Regions from separate parts of the Homo sapiens genome. Here region 1 is linked to region 2. A link is an interaction called in ENCODE POLR2A ChIA-PET data of the cell type or tissue named here. Cell type or tissue: GM12878. All regions are shown on one strand. Links, peaks and the distances in the headings refer to the core of each region. The heading gives the core; the rest is flanking DNA. Region 1 has its middle 23 kb from the start of CBFA2T2. Region 2 overlaps E2F1 (E2F transcription factor 1).

What was found. Peaks named below come from ENCODE experiments on the same cell type or tissue, not always from the same donor. Only the 100,000 strongest peaks of a DNase experiment are listed, where the experiment ranks them.
Region 1: POLR2A ChIA-PET joins it to region 2 with 5 read pairs; 2 of 35 experiments call an interaction of 5 or more read pairs at or near these places.

The regions. Positions count from the first base shown.
Region 1 is chr20:33,464,346-33,469,712 of GRCh38, forward strand. No RefSeq gene overlaps it. Among named protein-coding and RNA genes, the nearest start is that of CBFA2T2, 23 kb to the right of the region's middle. In GM12878, for the core only: no CTCF peak of the experiment used is centred there; no DNase peak of the experiment used is centred there.
Region 2 is chr20:33,676,784-33,682,150 of GRCh38, forward strand. It overlaps E2F1 (E2F transcription factor 1), which reads right to left. Exons shown (of 7, transcript NM_005225.3): 2 at 3,543-3,633; 3 at 2,972-3,191; 4 at 1,418-1,570; 5 at 643-757; 6 at 322-547; 7 at 1-196. Among named protein-coding and RNA genes, the nearest start is that of NECAB3, 5.0 kb to the left of the region's middle. RefSeq lists enhancers at 2,732-3,351, 3,041-3,420, 3,352-3,970. In GM12878, for the core only: no CTCF peak of the experiment used is centred there; a DNase peak (open chromatin) is centred at 3,158; H3K27ac peaks cover 1,278 bases.

The DNA.
Region 1 (5,367 bases), core at 140-5,139, 210 kb before region 2:
GCACTTTGGGAGACTGAGGCAGGCAGATCACTTGTGGTCAGGAGTTCAAAACCAGGCTGACCAACATGGCAAAACCCTGTCTCTACCAAAAATACAAAAGTTATCTGGGCATGGTGGCAGGCGTCTGTAATCCCAGTACATGAGAGGCTGAGGCAGGAGAATCACTTGAACCCAGGAGGCGGAGGTTGCAGTGAGCCAAGATCGTGCCACTGCACTCCAGCCTGGGCAACACAGAGACTTCATCTTGAAAGGAAGAAGGAAGGAAAGCTGGGCACTATGGCTCATGCCTGTAATCCCAGCACTTTGGGAGGCCGAAGCAGGCAGATCACGAGGTCAGGAGATCGAGACCATCCCGGCTAACACGGTGAAACCTGTTTCTACTAAAAATACAAAAAATTAGCCAGGTGTGGTGGCAAGTACCTGTAGTCCCAGCTACATGGGAGGCTGAGGTAGGAGAATCACTTGAACCCGGGAGGCGGAGGTTACAGTGACCTGAGATCGTGCCACTGCACTCCAGCCTCGGCGACAGAGAGAGAGAGAGAGAGAAACAGAGAGAAAGAAAGGAAGGAAAGAAAGCGAGAGAGAGAGAGGGGGAGAGAGAGAGAGAGAGAGAGAGAGAGGAAGGAAGGAAGGAAGGAAGGAAGGAAGGAAGGAAGGAAGGAAAGAAGGAAGGAGAAAATCAAGGATGATGAGGTTTAGGACGCACGTACTGAGTCCTTACTATCTGCCAGATGCCTTCCTTGCATTATCTTTCCTCATCCTCAGGACTGTTCTCTATGATGAGGCCTCAGGGGGCTGCATTTCAGCTGGGGAAATTGAGAGCTTAGGTGATCTGCCCAAGGACTCACTCTCAGTAGCAGATCTGGATTAACGCAGGTAGGCCTGACTCCCAAGCCTAACCTCCTAACCATGAGGCTCTTCTGCAAGCATCCTCCACTCTAGGCCTCAGTTTCCCCATTCATAGCAGTCAGAGACTCTGTTGATGAGGGCTCACTGAGAGCCAGACACCAGTTTGCCACCTGGCCCATTGCACTTAATCCTATTACTGCATTTGAATCTATGACATGTTATAACCACGGGGCCATGCTGCCTTGGTTTTACCTGCTCACTCTCAAGTTGATGATAAGTGAGTTTCCAAGTCCAAGAGTCTCCAGGAACGTTGCAGACTTCCTCTACAAACAGGATCAGGAAGAGAAGATCTCAGCAGAAAGGCACCCCGGGGTGGGACAGGCCAGGGCTGAGAGTGATTGGGCAGCCACAGACTAGACTAGCCAAGCTGGTCAGGGTCAGGGTGGGGGTGCAGTATAGAGGATCCTTTGTCAGGGCAGAAGCTGCAAGCCTCCCCATCCCCACCATCTGGCTCCAGCTCCAGCCCAGTGATGCATGATGAGGAGAATGTTGGGGGGGTGTTGCTGAGGGCTGCCCACCTGCTCTGCCTCCTGGGATAAGCCAACCCGAGACCTCCCAGGCCCATCTGGCTAACACATCCCTAGGCCCTGACCACCCCTGGGACTCCTTTTGACAGACTGAAATTGGCCGGGAGTGTGGCCAGCCTGTCAGGGTCACAGGTCACCATTAATCTGCCAGAACAAGGGAGGGCAGGCGGGTGGGCAAGCAGCCGGTGTGGGCAAAGCCCTGGCAGTTCCTGCCGTCTGCTGTGGTGGCTGTGGAGAGAGGCTTTCCTCTTCTGGGAGGCAGGGAGATGGATTAGAAAGAATCTAGGACCCTAGGAAAATTGAAGATACTCACGTCTCACTACCCAGCAATTCCACTTCTAGGTGGGGCCCCAGTGAAACTCACCCCTGTGCACAAGGTGTCATTGAAGCATAGCATGTGATAGTGAAATACCAGAAGAAAAGTAAGCGCCCATCAATAGGGAACAGGATAAATATAAAAACTGAGACAATCATATTCAATGATTAAGGCTGAGAACTGAGGTCCTCTATGTCAACAAGATTTGACTGTTTCAAGAAATTCTTACCTGGAAAGATAAGACTGTAAACCAATAAATAGCCTCACCGTTTGCCTCAGGAAACTCTTGCAAACCAATTTTTTTTTTTTTTTTTGCAAGAAGTTGGTTCACCTTGGCAAATACTTCCCTTTTTCAGACAACACTTTACTCTTCAATGTATCAAGAGCTTCTTCTCAAATGGTGAGCACTCCTAAGCTCTTTTTTTTTTTTTTTTTTCAGACAGTCTCACTGTCACCCAGGCTGAAGTGCAGTGGTGCAATCTCAGCTCACTGCAACCTCCGCCTCCTGGGTTCAAGCCATTCTCCCGTCTCAGCCTCCCAAGTAGCTGGGATTACAGGCGCCCACCACCACGCCTGGCTAATTTTTGTATTTTTAGTAGAGATGGGGTTTCCCCATGTTGGTCAGGCTGGCCTCAAACTCCTGGCCCCAGGTGATCCACCCACCTCGGCCTCCCAAAGTGCTGGGATTATAGGTGTGAGCCACCACACCCGGCCACTTTTTTTTTTTAAGGGACAGCATCTTCCTTTGATGCCCAGGCTGGAGTGCAGTGGCATGGTCATAGCTCCCTGCAGCCTTGAACTCTTGGTCTCAAGCATTCCTCCCACCTCAGCCTCTCAAGTAGCTGGGACTTACAGGTGTGTGCCACCACACCTGGCTAATGTTTAAACTTTTTGTAGAGATGGGGTCTCACTATGTTGACCAGGCTCATGGGATGTTTTTGTTTTTGTTTTTGTTTTACTCTTGTTGCCCAGGCGGGAGTGCAATGGAACCATCTCGGTTCACTGTAAACTCCACCTCCTGGGTTCAAGCGATTCTCCTGCCACAGCCTCCAGAGTAGCTGAGGTTACAGGCATGCGCCACCACCCCCAGCAAATTTTTTAGTAGAGGCAGGGTTTCTCCATGTTGGTCAGGCTGGTCTTGAACTCCCGGCCTCAGGTGATCCGCTCACCTCAGCCCCCCAAAGTGCTGGGAATCCAGATATGAGCCACTGGTCCCAGCCACAAACAAATGGCATAATTTCTTTTTTTTTCTTTTTATTTTTTGACACGGAGTTTCGCTTTTTTGCCCAGGCTGGAGTGCAGTGCTGCGATCTCGGCTCACTGCAACCTCAGCCTCCTGGGTTCAAGCTATTCTCTTGCCTCAGCCACCCCCCGAGGAGCTGGGATTACAGGCATGTGCCACCACACCTGGCTAATTTTTGTATTTTTAGTAGAGAGGGGGTTTCACCGTGTTGGCCAGGCTGGTCTCGAACTCCTGACCTCAGATAATCCACCCATCTTGGCCTCCCAAAGTGCTGGAATTACAGGTGTGAGGCACCGCGCCCGGCCATGGGCTGTTTTTATAATAGCCATCCGATGGGTGTTTAAAGTGGGATTTAAAAAAAATACGGGCCAGATGTGGCTCACACCTTTAATCCCAGCACTTGAGGAGGCTGAGGCAGATGGATTACTTGAGCTCAGGAGTTCGAGACCAGCCTGGCCAACATGGCGAAACCCCATCTCTACTAAAAACACAAAAATTAGCCAGGCGTGGGGCAGGTGCCTGTAATCCCTGCTACTGGAGAGGCTGAGGCAAGAGAATCCCTTGAACCTGGGAGGCAGAGGTTGCAGTGAGCCAAGACTTCCTCTCAAAAAAAAAAAAAATACAGATGGGATGGGCCAGTGCAGTGGCTCACGCCTGTAATCCCAACACTTTGGGAGGCTGAGGTGAGCAGATCACTTGAGGTTAGGAGTTTGAGACCAGCCTGGCCAACATGGTGAAACCCCGTCTCTACTAAAAATACAAAATTAGCTGGGCATGGTAGCGTGCACCTGTAATCTCAGCTACTTGGGAGGTTGAGGTAGGAGAATCGCTTGAACTTGGGAGGCACAGGTTGGAGTGAGCCTAGATCACACCATTGCACTCCAGTCTGGGTGACAGAGCAAGACCATGTCTCAAAAAATAAAAAAATACAGATGGACCACGACTTACACCTATAATCCCAACACTTTAGGAGTCCGAAGCAGGCAGATGACCTGAGATCAGGAATTTGAGACCAGCCTGGGCAACATGGTGAAACCCCGTCTCTACTAAAAAGACAAAAAAGTAGCCTGGCCTAGTGGCGCATGCCTATAATCCCAGCTACTCAGAGGGCTGAGACAGTAGAATTGTTGAACCCCGGAGGCGGAGGTTGCAGTGAACTGAGATGGTGCATCCCTACATATGTATATAGGGATGGATGCGGTGGCTCAACCCTATAATTCCAGCACTTTGGGAGACCGAGGCGGGCGGATCACTTGAGGCCAGGAGTTCAAGACCAACCTGGCCAACATGGGGAAACCCTGTCTCTACTAAAAATATAAAACAGCCGGGCGTGGTGGCAGGCTCCTGTAATCCCCACTACTTGGAAAGCTGAGGCAGGAGAATCACTTGAACCTGGGAGGCAGAGGTTGCAATGAGCCAAGATCACACCATTGCACTTCAACCTGGGCAACAGAGTGAGACTCTGTCTCAAAAAAAAAAAAAAAAAAAAAAAAAAGGCCGGGCGCAGTGGCTCACGCCTGTAATCCCAGCACTCTGGGAGGCTGAGGCAGGGGGAACACCTGAGGTCACGAGATCAAGACCAGCCTGGCCATGGTGAAACCTCGTCTCCAATAAAAATACAAAAAAGTAGCTGGGCATGGTGGTGCGCACCTGTAATCCCAGCTACTCGGGAGGCTGAGGCAGGAGAATCGCTTGAACCTGGGAGGCGGAGGCTGCAGTGAGCTGACACAGTGCCATTGCACTTCAGCCTCGGCAACAAGAGCGAAACTCCGTGTCAAATAAAAAAAAATATATATATATGTGTATATATATATATATGTATATATCCCCATTGTGCAGAAGAGGAAGAGGAGGAGGCTCAGAGGGTCCAGGGAGCCACCCACAGCCACATATGGCAGAAGTAGGATCTGACCTTAGCACTGAAATTCTTACCCTCTATAATTTGGTGCCTTCCACGGAACCTTATCCTGATCCCAAGAGTTCAGTAGAGGGTCCTACACATCAGGAAGTTTAAGTAACTCAGTGATAGTAATAACTTATATTTAATGAGCACTTGCCAAGCACCAGGCCCCTTGCTAAGCTCTGAATCCTCACAACCCTAGTGAGCAGGTTTTTGTTTTTGTTTTTTTTGAGACAGTCTTGCTGTCATCGAGGCTGGGGTGCAGTGGCACAGTCACAGCTCCTCATCCTACCTCAGCCTCCCAGGTAGCTGGGACTACAGTTGTGCACCACCACACCCAGCTAATTTTTGTATTTTTGGTACAGATGGGGTTTCACCATGTTGCCCAGGCTGGTCTCGAACTTCTGGGCTCAAGCAATCCACCTGCCTCGGCCTCCCAAAGTGCTGACATTACAGGCATGAGGCACTGAGC
Region 2 (5,367 bases), core at 271-5,270:
ATGCCCTCGCCCTCCTCGAGGCCGAAGTGGTAGTCGAGGGCCTCGTGGGGTGGGGAAAGGCTGATGAACTCCTCAGGGAGGAGGCCGGAGAAGTCCTCCCGCACATGCTCCAGGAGCGAGTCGGCCGCCACCAGCGGGGACAGGCGGTCCTCGTCCACGGGAGCCCGCAGGCTGCCCATCCGGGACAACAGCGGTTCTGGGGAGACGGGGAGCATCACAGGCCGGGGATGCCCCAGCAGGGAGGAAGGCAGGGGCTGTCGTGCCTGCCCACCCCCCAGAAGAGGGGCCCTGCCCCACCCCACCCACCTACCCATCACCCACCTTGCTCCAGGCTGAGTAGAGACTGGCTGGGATCTGTGGTGAGGGATGAGGGGGGAGATGATGGTGGTGGTGACACTATGGTGGCAGAGTCAGTGGCCCTGTTCTCCTCCTCAGAAGTGACCTCCTGGGATGGGGTCTTCCCAGGGCTGATCCCACCTACGGTCTCCTCAGGGCACAGGAAAACATCGATCGGGCCTTGTTTGCTCTTAAGGGAGATCTGAAAGTTCTGGGTGGAAGCAGCAGGCAGGGTAAACTGAGGCCCAGGTGACCACCAGCCCAGCCCAGCCCAGCCCAGTTGGGCCCGGAGTTCCCAGATCTCACCTCCGAAGAGTCCACGGCTTGGAGCTGGGTCTCAGGAGGGGCTTTGATCACCATAACCATCTGCTCTGCAGGGTCTGCAATGCTACGAAGGTCCTGACACGTCACGTAGGCCAGGGTTGGCAGAGTCAAGGACCACATGACCTTTGACTTCTAGGGGGTCACTCACTCCAACAGCTCACAAGGCAGGGCTCACACCTGCCTAGTCACTCCTGTCCTCCCAACCTCCTACCCACTCAAAACCTACCTCACGCCTGAGTTTCAAGTTCCACATCTGTATAATGAAATCACTCTACCCATTGAATCCCAAGGTAATAATGGCTACCGGGAACGATTCCATGTAAAATGTTCAACACAACTCCAGGCCTGGTGCTGGGAATTTATTTTTTAGAGGCAGGGTCTCGCTATGTCACCCAGGCTGGAGTGATGTGGCTCAACCAGAGCTCACTGCAGCCTCAAACTCCTGGGCTCAAGTGATCCTCCCACCTCAGCCTCTTGAAGCACTAGGATTACAGGCATGAACCACCGCACCTAGCCACTTTTCTTTTTTAATCTGTACAATTTCAGAATTGGATATTATTATTCCCCTTTTATAGATAAAACTGAGGCCAAGAGGTTAAGCAATTTATCCAGTGTCACAACAGTGAGAAAATGCTGAGCCAGGACTTGCAACCAAAATCAGAGCTCTCTCTTAAATCCAAGCCTCTCTAGTCCCACTTGGGTGGAGCCCCTGCCTGCTAAGCCTGCCTTCCACACCCTACGGCCAATCCAAGGATATCGCTGGCTGTCAGTGTCCTCGGAGAGCAGGCGCAGCTGCGTAGTACAGATATTCATCAGGTGGTCCAGCTGCTGCTCGCTCTCCTGCAGCTGTCGGAGGTCCTGGGTCAACCCCTCAAGCCGTCCGCCGACGCCCACTGTGGTGTGGCTGCCCCTGTGGGGAGGCACCAGGGAGGGTAGGGTTAACAGCGATTGGCCCCTCTGGCCAGGAGCCCTGGGCCTCAGGACAGAGTCTGCTGTTGCCTCTGTTCTGTGAGGCCTAGGCAAGCCCTTGCTTCTGTCTGGGTCTGGCTCCTCAGCTGGGCTCCAAATCAGAGTGTCATGGGCTTGAAGTCTGGCCCGAATATAAACACCTACATGTCCCTCAACCAGGGCGGGATAAACAAATGATGGGACTGACATGCCACGAAATATTACACATGCACACACACATGCATTTCCAAGACATGCTGTCAAATGAAAAAAAAAAAAAGGCTGGGCTTGGTGGCTTATACCTATAATCCCAGCACTTTGGGGGGCTGAGGCCAGAGGATTGCTTGAGCCTCAGGAGTTTGAGACCAGCCTGGGCAACACAGTGAGACTCTGCCTCTACACAAAATCAAAGACATTAGCCAGACATGGTGGCATGTACTTGTAGTCCTAGCTACAGGTACGGAGCTTGAGCCCAGGAGGTTGAGGCTGCAGTGAGCTGTATTTGTGCCTCCATACTCCAGCCTGGGCGACAGAGCAACACCCTGTCTCAAACCACCCCCCTCCACCCAAAAAACCACAAAAGATGCAGAATGGAACGATCTACCAAAAAATGAAACGGCAGGTGTATCAAAGAAAGGGTAGTAGCATGATGACTGGCGCGAAGGCGAGAGGGGGAAAATAAAACAAGAATAAAATATCTATGCCAGACAGATCTCACCGAGGGCATGAGAAGCCAGGATAGTGGTGACCTGGCGGTGTGAGGGGTTGGCAATGACTGGAAAGGGGCACAAGAGAACCTTCTAGGGTGTTGAAAATGCTCTTATCTTGATCTGAATGGTGGCAACCCAGATGAATAAATATATAAAGCTGCGCGGGGCGCAGTGGCTCATGCCTGTAATCCCAGCACTTTGGGAGGCTGAGGCAGGCAGATCACCTGAGATCAGGAGTTCGAGACCAGACTGGCCAACATGGTGAAACCCCATTTCTACTACAAATACAAAAAGTAGCTGGGCATGGTGGCAGGCGCCTGTATCCCCAGCTATTCAGGAGGCTGAGGCAGGAGAAGCACCTGAACCTGGGAGGTAGAGGTTACAGTGAGCTGAGATTACACCACTGCACTCCAGCCTGGGTGACAGAGTGAAACTCCATCTAAAAAAGAAAAAAGTAAAGCTGCAACTGAGGTGGATATGTAAGATTTGTGTGCTTTTTACCATCTATCATCTCAGGGAAGCTACCTCTCCTCTCTGAGCCCGTTTCCCCAGCTATAAGATGGGGATGCAGGCAGCCACAGTGGGTATTACTACCAGCTCCTCCAGGCTGGCATGGGCAGGTGTGCCTGCCCTCCTGTGTGGCCGGTACCTACAGCCACTGGATGTGGTTCTTGGACTTCTTGGCAATGAGCTGGATGCCCTCAAGGACGTTGGTGATGTCATAGATGCGCCGCTTCTGCACCTTCAGCACCTCGGCAGCCCAGTTCAGGTCGACGACACCGTCAGCCGAGTGGCTCAGCAGCTCCAGGAAGCGCTTGGTGGTCAGATTCAGTGAGGTCTCATAGCGTGACTTCTCCCCCGGGGATTTCACACCTGTGGGGGTGTGGTCAGGCAAGACAGGGCCCTTCAGCATCCACCCCCACCTCCAGCCAGGCCTGCCACTCTGGCAGTGCAGGGCAGCAGGATGATGGGGGCTGGGGGACAGCCAGCTCCTTCCCCTTGGCGAGGCCAACCACAGCATTCTTCTTCTGGCTGGGGAACTCCTCACCCCTCAGGGCCTGGAGAAACCAAGCCAGGTGGCCACTCCAACTGCCCATCAGGGTCCTCAGAGGCCTGGCTCAAGCCCGACAAGCCAGACGTTAGCTTGCAAGCATGTTTGTCTGTTCACATCCCTAACCTGGGCCTGGTCACAGGGGGTCTGCCCAGCCCAAGCTCCATAGGTACCTTTTCCTGGATGGCGGCCTCTGCCCCGAGCTGGCCCACTGCTCTCGGCCAGGTACTGATGGTCAGTTTCCAGGTCCAGCCTCCGCTTCACCTGTGGCGAAAACGGGAGGATGCCCAGTAACCAGGAGTGAGGCCAGAAGAGACCTGGCTTAAGGCTGGGTGCCTCTGGGCTACCCTCGCCTCAGTTTCTCTAGCAGGATGCCTGAGTGTGTGACTGAGGGAGATCAGAGGGGACATAGCCTGAGAGTCACAGTCCTACCACACAGGACATTCCATTTTCACCACTTCTCTGGGGTCTAGCGGTGGATTTAAAACACATCCGCAAACTTTCTGATCCTTCTCCTTCAAAAGATATAGCCTAATTCTCCCCTTATGAGCCAGACCTGGTAACTTGCTTCTGGGGATGAATGAATGGAATGTGGTGGAAGGGATGGCCTGTCACTTTTGAGACTGGGTCAGAGGCGCTGGAGCTTCCTCCTTGCTCTGTATTGGGTCACTTACTCTGCCATATCATATGGGCACTCAAGTAGCCCTAATGATGGGCAAGAAACCATGGCCTCCTCCCAACAGCAACACTTAGTCACAACTTCTGTTAGCAGCCAGAACCCAAACACTGGCTGAATCTCCAGAGACCCCAAGCCAGAGCTGGATAAGTCTTCCCTGAATTCCTGACCCACAAAAACTATATAATAAATGTTTGTTGTTTTAAGGCACTATTTTTTTTTCTTTTTTAGACAGGGTATCGCTCTGTTGACTATGCTGGAGTGCAGTGGTATGATCACAACTCTCTGCAGCCTAGACTTCCTGGGCTCAAGCAATCCTCCCACCTCAGCCTTCCAAACAGCTGGGACCACAGGCGCATCCCTCCAAGACCAGCTAACTTTTCTATTTCTCGTAGAGATGGGGTCTCCCTATGTTGCCCAGACTGGTCTCAAACTCCTAGGCTCAAGCAATTCTCCCATCTCAGCCTTCACTGTAGTCGTGCTGGGACTAGTCAGCCACCATGCCCAGCTAAGCCACTGATTACATAGGTCCCTTGGCTAAATCACCTTCTCTCTGGTTTTTGACTAATCTATACGCATGGTAGCAGCTGGTGCTCATCAAGTTCCTTGCATCCATTAGTTCATTCCATTCAACGGACTGGCTGTATAAAAATGGCCCCATTTTCCAGATAAGGCAACTAAAGCCCAGGGAGGCCCAGGAAGTGGTAGAGTCAGGATTTGTACCCAAGACGGTCTGAGGAAGAACCCAAGCTCTAAGCACTCTGGCTTAGTTCAGACACTCCAGGATTGGGACTGTCCTGGAGGTCTCACAGGCTGCTCAAAAGTACCCGGACCAAAACCAGACTGATCTTCCCCTCCACCATCCACAGGGTTTCCTGAGCTAGAGTTCCTGACCTGTCACCCTCCTCACATGCAGCTACCAAGAACTGCTCATCACCACGGCGATCACCACCTTCCCAGTGGGCTGCTGAGCAGACTCCACACTGGTCTCCCTGCCTCTGCTGCAGCCAGTCCTCCTACAAACCTTACCATGCCGCCGCCCCTGCTTAAGGCCTTCCTCCAGCTCCCCATTGCCTTTGTACTCTCATCTGCCACTGCTTCTCTAGAGGAACCCGAGTCACGTTTTCCCAGAAATCTAGACTGCCCTTGCATCCCTCCCACCCTCCCCACTTCACGCCTGCTCCCTCTACCTCTGTGGGCAGAAACCTTACGCATCAGCTAGGAGGTGTCACCTCTTCTCCCTCTGAACTGCCTCAAACCCAACCTTTTGCCACATTCTGTCTCTCCCTACACATTTCTGCAGATGTATCTATCTCACCCTC